Regions from separate parts of the Homo sapiens genome. Here all the other regions are linked to region 2. A link is a contact called in ENCODE Hi-C or POLR2A ChIA-PET data. All regions are on one chromosome and are shown on one strand. Each heading gives the region's core, a stretch centred on a gene start or an enhancer-like site at or near the end of the contact. The rest is flanking DNA. Distances are from core to core; before and after follow the strand shown. Region 1 holds the start of RASAL2-AS1 (RASAL2 antisense RNA 1). Region 2 overlaps CRYZL2P-SEC16B (CRYZL2P-SEC16B readthrough). Region 3 has its middle 100 kb from the start of LINC01741.

Evidence for each region. Hi-C counts contacts between places; a loop is a spot of excess contacts on that map. ChIA-PET counts read pairs that join two places held with the same protein, here RNA polymerase II (POLR2A). Pooled maps may share reads with other maps.
Region 1: a map of endothelial cell of umbilical vein shows a loop between it and region 2 (2.3-fold over the local background). The contact joins the promoter of RASAL2-AS1 here to the enhancer-like site in region 2. A Hi-C loop is called at or near these places in 6 of 168 maps with a recorded cell type or tissue (Caco-2, IMR-90, MCF 10A and 3 more) and 7 of 50 pooled maps. POLR2A ChIA-PET finds 5 or more read pairs at or near these places in 2 of 52 experiments (Caco-2 and common myeloid progenitor, CD34-positive).
Region 3: a map of mammary epithelial cell shows a loop between it and region 2 (5-fold over the local background). The contact joins two enhancer-like sites. A Hi-C loop is called at or near these places in 13 of 168 maps with a recorded cell type or tissue (A673, Caco-2, Calu3 and 10 more), 18 of 37 single-sample maps with no recorded cell type and 15 of 50 pooled maps. POLR2A ChIA-PET finds 5 or more read pairs at or near these places in 2 of 52 experiments (BJ and OCI-LY7).

The regions. Positions count from the first base shown.
Region 1 is chr1:178,092,705-178,095,740 of GRCh38, reverse strand. RASAL2-AS1 (RASAL2 antisense RNA 1) reads left to right here and starts at 1,748. Exons shown (of 2, transcript NR_027982.1): 1 at 1,748-2,180; 2 at 2,329-3,036. RASAL2 (RAS protein activator like 2) reads right to left here and starts at 1,637. Exons shown (of 18, transcript NM_170692.4): 1 at 1,047-1,637. The coding sequence starts at 1,248. RefSeq lists silencers at 1,199-1,258, 1,409-1,568, 1,639-1,938, 1,989-2,038 and an enhancer at 1,660-2,161.
Region 2 is chr1:177,942,658-177,945,669 of GRCh38, reverse strand. CRYZL2P-SEC16B (CRYZL2P-SEC16B readthrough) reads left to right here. Exons shown (of 32, transcript NM_001356506.2): 21 at 1,004-1,109. It overlaps SEC16B (SEC16 homolog B, endoplasmic reticulum export factor), which reads left to right. Exons shown (of 26, transcript NM_033127.4): 15 at 1,004-1,109. Among named protein-coding and RNA genes, the nearest start is that of SEC16B, 26 kb to the left of the region's middle. Within about 2 kb of position 1,454, at least 4 of the 41 ENCODE cell types and tissues checked have a DNase peak (open chromatin) inside an H3K27ac peak, as active enhancers do.
Region 3 is chr1:177,799,076-177,802,501 of GRCh38, reverse strand. No RefSeq gene overlaps it. Among named protein-coding and RNA genes, the nearest start is that of LINC01741, 100 kb to the right of the region's middle. Within about 2 kb of position 1,706, at least 2 of the 41 ENCODE cell types and tissues checked have a DNase peak (open chromatin) inside an H3K27ac peak, as active enhancers do.

The sequences.
Region 1 (3,036 bases), core at 499-2,998, 150 kb before region 2:
TCAAATCAACTGAACTACACAGAAAAAAACCTAAGTCTTGGTCACTCTTGAATAGTAAGCATATACCCTGTTCAGAAAGATGAAAGAAAAAAACATAAGGTACTTGATCACTACAGGCTTAGATGCACAAGACTGCAGGATAACATCTTAACATTGTGTTTGATCCCAGGTGCTTCAAATTTGCCATCTTATACTCAGCCACGTTACTAATGTCTTCTGCAGTCACGTGAGCTAGGCGATAAACATCTTGCCGTTTCAATATTTTGGAAAGCCACAGCTCAGTCCTGAATGCCAGGCTATAAATCCTTAAGCTATGAGTTTTCAAAACCAGCATGGTTTTAGTGCTGCCACAAGGCTCACCCTAATAGAATCTCATCATTCAGTTTTAATTAAAGAGGTGGTTACCAGGAATGCAGAAAGGGAAAGTTTTAGTGTGTTCATCACTTTTAACCTGCTGAGTGGCAACCCAGTCACTTTACAACGAGATTCAGAAACAATAGTGTAATCTGAAACAATCCACACCCGTTGGAATAAGTGGTTGCTTTTAGAGAGAGTGAGGTTCAGGCAGAGGTTATAGATTAGTCTTGCTCCCACCAAATACATAGTTTGCATTTTTTTCATTCATTAGCTTATCCTCTGCTTTTTCATAATATCTTGGTTTCCAGTCTTGCCTCATTCAACAATAAAAAGAGACGAAAATCCATTCACTTGGTTTCATGGAGTTTTTCCATCATACCTTCTTGAAGATTGATTGCCTGGCTGTTCCCTTGAAGTAATCGCCTAAGAATTACGTCTTGGATAGCCCAACTCCCGCATTAAACTTACTGCAGGTGTCTGAAGAGGTCCAAAGACCATACTGAGTGACATCCCTGCCCAAGTGATAGTCTGAAGAAACTTGTCAGAAATGCACCCCCAGAACAAAAAGGGATGTGGGAAACTGACCTAGCACGGATGAGGACTGGGAATGAGCCTGTGACTTAGGGAATGAATTTCAGCCCAAGCAAAAATAGGAAACACCAGCCTCTAAGACGGCCTGTGGTCCTTACCGTACACCCGGACCCAGCTCTGTTGCTGGCACACGGACTCCAGAAGGATCCGATCCAACATGCCACCGGCGACGGCTCCACTGACTGGGACAACCGCGTCCAGGTCCTCCGGGGGCAGCGGCGAGTCGGACTCCAGCGCCGGGAACATCTCCGGCCAGGACAGCGCCTCCGCGGCTCCTCCGGACGACGGAGAGAGCTCCATGGTGCCCCGAGGCGGGAGGGGGACGAGGCGGCGGCTTCGGGGCGGGCTGGCGCGCGGCTCCGCGCCCTGCCTGCGGTAAGGGGAGGAGGAGAGCGCGCAGCGAGGGCAGGGACCCGAGCGGCAGCCGGCGCGGACACCTCTCACCTCCTTCCCCGTCGCCCACTGCCCGAGGCTCGGGCGATGCAGCCCACCTGCAGTCGGCGGGCGGGACCCAGGCCGGGAGGAGGATCCAGCGTGGCCCCGACCAAGGGTGGGTCCGGGCTCAGGTGTGTGTGGGTCCCTCCCGGGAGAGGACGCAGAAGAACCCGGGAGGGGAGGCTCGCCCTCCCACCTCCTCGGAGCCGCCTTCTTCAGCCCCGCCGGCGTCTCTCGCGGTCAGACCAGGCTCTGGCTGGGGATGGAGCGGGGCCGGGCAGGGCTGGGCTTGGGGGCGTCGCCGCCAGGGGCCGCCCCCTCTGACCGGCTCCCGCCGCCGCCGCCTCAGAAGCTCCGAGTGCCCGTTCCCTCAGCCTGAGGAGGGGTAGGGGGCGGTGGCCCCGGGTTCTAGCCCGCCTGTCCTCGGCCCCCACTTCTGGAATGAGCCTGCCCGCCCCCTGACTCTCAGGCCACAGCTCCGGCCACAGCTCTGGCTCCTGCTCCGCGGCGGATCCCACAAACCCGGCAGCCACGGCGGTGGCGGTGGCGGTGGCGGTGGCGGTGGCGGCGGCGGCGGCGGCGGCAGCGGCAGGCGGCATCCCAGGGTGATAGGCTGAAGCAATCGAGGGCCGAGAGCCCGGCCGCGTGTGCACTCGAGTAACGAAGCCGGGGAGGGACTGCGCCGCAGGCAGGAAAAGTCGGACACCGAATTATTCATCCGGCCTGTCCCGCCTACTTTCCAAGTACCCTCCCAGGGATAGCCGGGTATTGAGCGGTCCGGGTCTCTGCTGCTCAAAGTAAAGACCGTTTGAGAAGGCGGGGAGGTAAAAGGGTGCGGGAAATTTAAACAGAAAAGAAAGGAGCTTCCCTTCCTTCTCACACCTTTCCTATTTATTTGTTTCTTTCTTTCTTTATGGGCCAACGTTTCTTTCTTATTGGACAAAGAGATCGAAGAAGCTGCTTTATCTTACAGTCACCCAAGGGGGAGCGCCTTCTTCCTTCCCAGAGTGGAGTGGCAGTGGGTCCGGGATTCTGGGATATGCACAGGGTCTGCGCCCTGCGCCCTGTCCGCGCTGAAGCTGAACTTGTCATTGGTTTGCAACAGCATGGTGAAGAAGTGTGGTGTGGATGGACGGACGGGCCTCTCAGGCACATGAAATACTCAAAGCCCAGTATTAACCAAACATGTTTCTCTGTTTTGTCTTTGATCTTTGTGCAGTGTGTTGGCTTTTTTCCTTTAATGATGTCACTTGTATTTTATTTTTGGTTTATTTGTAGACTGTCTCCCTCCTTGGCCATGGCTTTACTTTTATGTCCACCCAAGGAGAGTTTCACCAGTTTAGGTTTAAGAAATTACTGACAAGTTAACAATAATAATTTCAAAATTGAACAGTAATAACTTAAACCGTGCCTTGGACATAGTAGATCTCCAACAGTTTTTCTTGAATGTGGCTACCTAATGTGGAACAAGATTTTTCATAATTACATGTTGCTATTTTTAATACCTTTTGGGAGGTTCTTTAGTCCCCCCCGCCCTTTCTCCCTACGTTGCACAAAGAGACTGGTCTACAAGGGGTCCTGTTAGTTTTCTGGTTTTGTGGGGTCCTGGAATATTGTTTGGGCTTATTGAGAGTTAACAAGGATGTATTTTGT
Region 2 (3,012 bases), core at 205-2,704:
GGAGGAGGAAAACCAAGGCACAGGGAGATGAAATAACTTGTCTCAGATGGTACAGTGAGGGTGTGGGTGAGTTGGATTCGGAATCCAGGCAGTCAGCCTGCAAAGCCCTTTTAACTGTTGCACCACACTGCCTACCACTGAGGCAGTGTACCCAGCTCATTGCCTGTTCCTTCCAGGTTCCTGGTCTCTGATAGCACATGGCTAGCTTGTCAAAGAATCCCTTCTGTGCCAAATGTACAATAAGTGTGTATGGGCTAATATGTCTCCCCTCCTATGTTTACGTTGGTTTATGTTGAATGAGGAAATTCTTGGAAATAAAGTCCTACCCCCAGGAATAACCTGGTGATTGTGGTTTTTAAACACCATAGCAAGTTGTTGATGGGAGAAATTTTGGGTCACATGAGACTCTTGTGCCCACCACCTGCCCCAACCAGATCACATTCACTCAGTCCCCATCCTCACTGGTGGAATGAACATCCAATGTATGGACCCGTGTTTGATTTCTGGCTCAGCAGTCCTCACCTGCTCTGCCATGCCTTTTGGTCTCAGTGCTCCCGGAGTGTTACATGGCTCCCCTCTTTTGTGCGAGTTTGCTCAAACTAGGGGTGCCCTTCACAGGTACATGACAGGCTTTATGGGCATGGGGGCCAGCTCTCTGTGTGTCTAAGAGTAGGGCCCAGTGTCCTTCGAGGTAGCCTGCCTTGAGTTACCCTTCAGCAAGAAGGCAGGTGACCCCCCTTTTCTGCAGCCTCCGCCTCCCAGTGCCTCTGGTGCAGAGTTCTGTTTTGTTCCTTCCTCAGCCTCAAGGAGGGAGAGGGAGAGGAAGTGAAACACTCACTCTGGGAGCCCAGAGTCTCCTTCTTCTCTTGAAGCCGCCGCAGGCATCAGCCCAGGATGGAAACTCCCCCATGAAAGGCTGCAGCTGGTGTTTGGAGAGCCACTAGGATTTAACTCCTGCGTCCCCCACACCTCAATCTCTTTTATTGTTATTCTCTGGTTTTAGTCAAGAGTTTTTGAAATTTGCAACAACTGAGGCAATCCAGAGGACGGAAATCTTCGAGTACTGTCAGATGCTGGGCCGCCCCAAATCCTTCATCCCTTCTTTCCAGGTAACTGAGCCCAGATGAGGCCACCACCGTCACTGTCAGGCAGCTGCAGGCAGCTGTATTTGCAGCTTTGCTTTTTGGCACTTAGTACCTGGGGCTAAGTTATCTACTGAACTTTTCCTCATTAGCTTAAGCGTGGGAGGGTGTAGGATTTCTTTTTATGTCCCCTAAAGGTCTGTATTTTATAATATGAAGGCAAAACCTTGCAGAGGCCTCTCTGCTGGAGGCTCCTGCCTCACTGCTGATGTTTGAACGTCCTGCCTGCCGCCCCGGCCTGTGCCTCACTCCTGCTGTCAGCTCCTTCTCCCCATCTCTCCAGACAGCTCTCCCTTTCTTCTGAGCCTCCGCAGCTGTCCTGTGGGAGGGAGTGGGAGCGCAGGCCCAGCCCAGTGTCTGCTCACCCTCCCTCTGCTCCGCACTCCTTCTCCGGCCTCTTTTGAAATCCTCTGTCCTCTACCTCCGCCCTCACCCTTCTTCGTCCCACTCAGAGCATCAGCTGTGTGGGTGGTGTCCATACTGTGGTTTCCGCCCTCTTCTCAACGTTTCTACATGATGCTGTTGTCACCTTACATTCGTAAAGACCAGTGCTGACATCGTGTCCTCCTCCGTCTAAATCCTCTGTGAGCTCTGACGTCCAGCACCATCCCTTCCTCCATGCAGACTACCTGGGCCACACCTACGAGTATGACTGAGATGGCAGCCTTCAGTGGTCTCAGCTGTAAAATGGGATGAGAGTGGTGCCTTGTAATGGAGCTGGCATGAAATCGAGTTAGTTTCCTTAATGCTCGAGAACAGCGCCTGGCACACAGCAACTGCTTTCGGCGTTGACGTCATGGCAGGCACAGTGTGGCTCCCACAGCCGAATCCAGGGCCCCCCACTGACACTGAGCTCACGCTGCCTTGTGTTTTCTTGACTTTTATGCACAGGTATCTTATCTTCCTACCTTAGTTATCTTCTTTAGGTAGAGACATTTTCCAGCGATTCCTTGTTTCTCCTTCAGTGCTTGGTGTCGAGGGTACACACAGCAGCAGCAACAACAACAATTACAACAACATGCACACACAACACAAAGCCTTGAAAGTGAAATCCTGTGTCATAGAGAAATGGCCCAATTAGCTTCTTCTCTTTTTCTTTAAGTTCTGGGATGCATGTGCTGAATGTGCAGGTTTGTTACATAGGTATACATATGCCATGGTGGTTTGCTGCACCTATCAACCTGTCATCTAGGTTTTAAGCCCTGCATGCATTAGGCATTTGTCCTATAGCATCTTCTCTTTTTTAAGGGCTTTGCCAAAGACTCACCTTTTCCAGCAAAACCTTGCCCCATGAGCTCCTCTTTGCAGTTCCTCGACCGGCTCTTTGGTCTCTTTTTCTTTCCTTTCTTTATTCATCCCACCTGTCAGTTATTTTGGTGCTGCTTGGGGCTGATAGTAATGAGATTAGCTTCTGCGTGCCTGGCATTGTGGCATTACTCTTCTTGTGTATTGTTTCGAATCCTGTGAGGTAGGCATGATTAACTTCCTTTTACGAAAGAGAAAACGGAGGCCCGGAAGGGTAACATGCTATCGGCCCTCATCTCTTGCATGCGGTTTGTTCTCAGTACTTTACCTGAATTATCTCATTTAATCTCCATAACAACCAAGGGAGTAGGTAGTAGTAGTATTCCCATGTTGTAGAGAGGAAACCGAGGCACAGAGAGATGAGGTAACTAGCCCAATGTTTCACACCTCGCATGGAGCTTTTATTTGAACTTGGGTCTGTCTGATACCAAAGCCCTCACACTTGATCCTGCCCTGCCACTCATGCTTTCACGAGCGCTTACTTGTTTTTCTCAGTACTCTCCATTAGCTTGACGCCCTTTGCACTAGGGTCTAATTTTGCTTCTTTTTTTTTTTGAGACAGAGT
Region 3 (3,426 bases), core at 457-2,956, 140 kb after region 2:
AAGATGCAGAATCCATATCTAGATGTTCACCAAATTCCTCTAAATTGTGCAATATAAGGTGTGTAAGTCATGTATTTAAAACAGTATCCAAAACTTCACAGAAGCAGTTATGAAATATTTTGTTTTACTGGCAATGGGACAAAAAATAATTGGGCATTAAATCAAAGAAATGGGGAAAAGGGAGCTGCAAATCAAGGGAAATGGTGGAAAATTAGGTCTTAGTGGAGAGAAATGTGTACGTATGAACTGCCTGGTGTTTCTGGGAAAGAAATATGGTCCTGTAAATCTTCCCTTTAACCCTTTAAATTCGAGGGCTGTGCTGTGCTTGTCTGACTGCCAGTGTCTGGGGTGATGGCACCTGTCAGTGGGAGAACTGGCATCTCCCTGTTTCATATTGTCAGAAATGTGGTGCGATGATTTAGACACAGTTCTGTTTTAAACAGTAGTTTGAAATCCATGCTGTGACCGTATTCCTAGGACTAGCATAATGTCCTCATTTCTCTTGCCTTTGACTGGGCGGAGGGTGACTTCAGTCTGATGGCAGCTGAGACCAGGGAAGAAGAGGACATGAAGCCCTTTGCTGGAGGGCACTAGGGCCCTGCTGATGTGCCACCTGGCTTCATTAAATCACACTGAAAGCATGCCTTATTATCTGTCTACTATGTACATAATTCCTATAAATTATAAATTAAAAAATAAATAATAAACACCTTTTTAATTGCATATTCTCTTTTTCTCTTGTCAATTAAAGTGAACTTGCAAAGCTGCGTAACACAAAAAGCTACACAGACATCAACTCTTGTTAGATGTGGTACAAGCCGTTATACTGATTTTCCCATAGCTGCGAGGATTAATCACAGATAATCATCACAAAAGGATCACACCCATATAAATAATATAAAAATAGCAAAATGCCCAAAGTGGAACTACTGAGAATGAAGAAAGCCATTTAAAAATGGATAGCTCTGAGTTACCACTCAGGGAGCATAGGAGAGGAAAGGGAGAGGAATCAACTCTGGCTTTTGCAAGAGCCCAGATCTTCTCTGATTAGAGTTTGAGACCAGAGAAGTGGGCCAGTGACTGGCCCTGGACGTAGAGAGCCTTTTAATACCTGGTTCTCTGTGTTTTTGTCAGAGAATGACCTTTAATTCATATTGACTAAATGTGAATTAGATCATTAAATCTTAATAAAGATGAGGAATGTGCACAGCTTCTAAGAATGATGCTGGGAGAAATGATGTGAAGCTTCAGCTGAGAGTTCAGGTTAGACACAAAGAAGAACTTTTTTTTTCTTTTAGCAAAGGCCAAACTTGATGACTAAAGAAAGCAAGAATCTATTTGCCTAGGAATTAAAAAAATGAAAATCAGTTTTCTCAAATGACTTAGCCTGGGTCTGGGGTGGTGGTAGGGACAAGCCAGCATTTCTGATTTCCCCTTGTCTTGGGTTATGTTATATCTTCTGTCATTCTGGGGCATGTGGTGGCACTTAGATCAAGACCACAGACAAGGTCATCAAAGAAACAGCTGTGAAATATTGCCCGTGAGTGGCATTCTGTGGGCAGGATGTGGCAAGTAAAACCATGTGGTCATCTGTAATGTGATAGTTGCAATGAGAGGAGAGTTAGTAGGATGAGGCTGCAGCAAGGGAGAGCAAGCAGGGCAGGTCAGGGCCCTGCTCATTGCTCATCAGTGGGGATCTGACACCTATGAGCAAGGAGTGGACAATCTTCAATGCTGGGAGGCAGCATGAGACCTGACATGTAGGGGCTATATCCTAACCTGCCAGGAATTCCCATGAAATGCCAGGGGAGGGCTTCATTCACCCATCTTCTGGCTGAGATTCTCTCTTGCTGCACCTGCCTGAAGGCTTGGACAGGGGTCATATTACAGACTGCAGCTTTAAGGTTACTGGATTTGGTCAGAGGGAGACTCTTAATTTGTACCACATCCTGGATTATACTTCTGGTTTCTCTTTGAGTGGCACACACAAGGAGCAAGTGTGTGTGGCACAGGCTGAGGCAGGAAGAGGCATGAAAAGACCTCAAAAGGCTCATGGAAAAGTGGAATTAAAAGATAAAAAATATAAACAGTTTCTCAACATAAGCTCCATCAGTTCATGACACTTTTTAAAGCAATAATAATAGCCATTTAGTCCACCCCTAAGGAACTAAGGGTCCTGGGAATTTATGTCAATGCAGTCTTTTTTACATTACTAATGGAAGAAAAATGGGTGCCCTTCAAAGATGTTTTTTTAAGAATAGGAAACAAAAAGAAGCCAGGATAAGCCAAATCAGGACTGGAAGGTGGATGCCTAGTGATTTCCCATAGAAACTCTCACAAAATTGCCCTTGTTTGATGAAAGAAATGAGCAGGTGCATTGTTGTAGTAGAGAAGGACTTGCTGGTGAAGCTTTCCTGGGTGTTTTTCTGATAAATCTTTGGCTAACTTTCTCAAAACACTCTCATAATAAGCAGATGTTATCATTCTTTGGCCTTTGTGTCCCAAAACAGTGTTGCCTTAACCTTTGCTCTTGACTGGTTCACTTTTGCTTTGACTGGACCTCCACCTGTTGGTAGCCGTTGCTTTGATTGTGCTTAGTCTTCAGGATTGGACTGGAAAAGCCACAGTTTGTCTCCTGTTACATTGCTTTGAATAAAAGCTTCAGAATCCCGATCCCACTTGCTTAAAATTTCCATTGAAAGCTTCGCTCATGTCTGCAGCTGATCAGAGCATAATTGTTTTGGCACTTATCGAGTGGAAAGTTACTCACATTCAATTTTTCAGTTAGAATTGTGTAAGTTGTACTGAGATGGTTATGGTGTTGGCCGCTGTGAATTGTTGGTCCTCTTCAGTTAGGACACAAACAAGATTAGTTTTGTCTCACAAATTGATATGAATGCTCTGCCATTGTGAGCTTCATCTTCAACATTGTCTTGTCCCTTCTTAAAATGCACTATCCATTTGTAAACTGCTGATTTCTTTGGGGCATTGTCCCCATAAGCTTCGCAAAGCATCAGTGATTTCACCATTCCTTCACCCAAGCTTCACCATCAATTTGATGTTTGTTCTCTCTTCAATTTTTGCAGAATTTATGTTGTTCTAATAGGGGATCTTTTCAAACTGATGTCTTCTCCTTCTTAATGCCTCAAACTAGATTCTGTTCAGACATGTTATAACAAGTTAGTATGAATTTATTTTGGTCCAATTTAAAAAAATCCATGCATAGTTTTTTCATAATGCACATTTTTCATGAATTTTTTAAAGAATCCTTGAATTTGTCTTTCCATCATGACTTCAAGGATTCATGAAAGGGTGCAAGTTTGAGGTCATTTTTGAAACAAGAAGGACACTTGCTCTGGGCAAAGGTTCTGGGACCAAAGGTGCACCCTATGTAGAGAATGAAGGTCTTGACTTAACTGTGCCTAG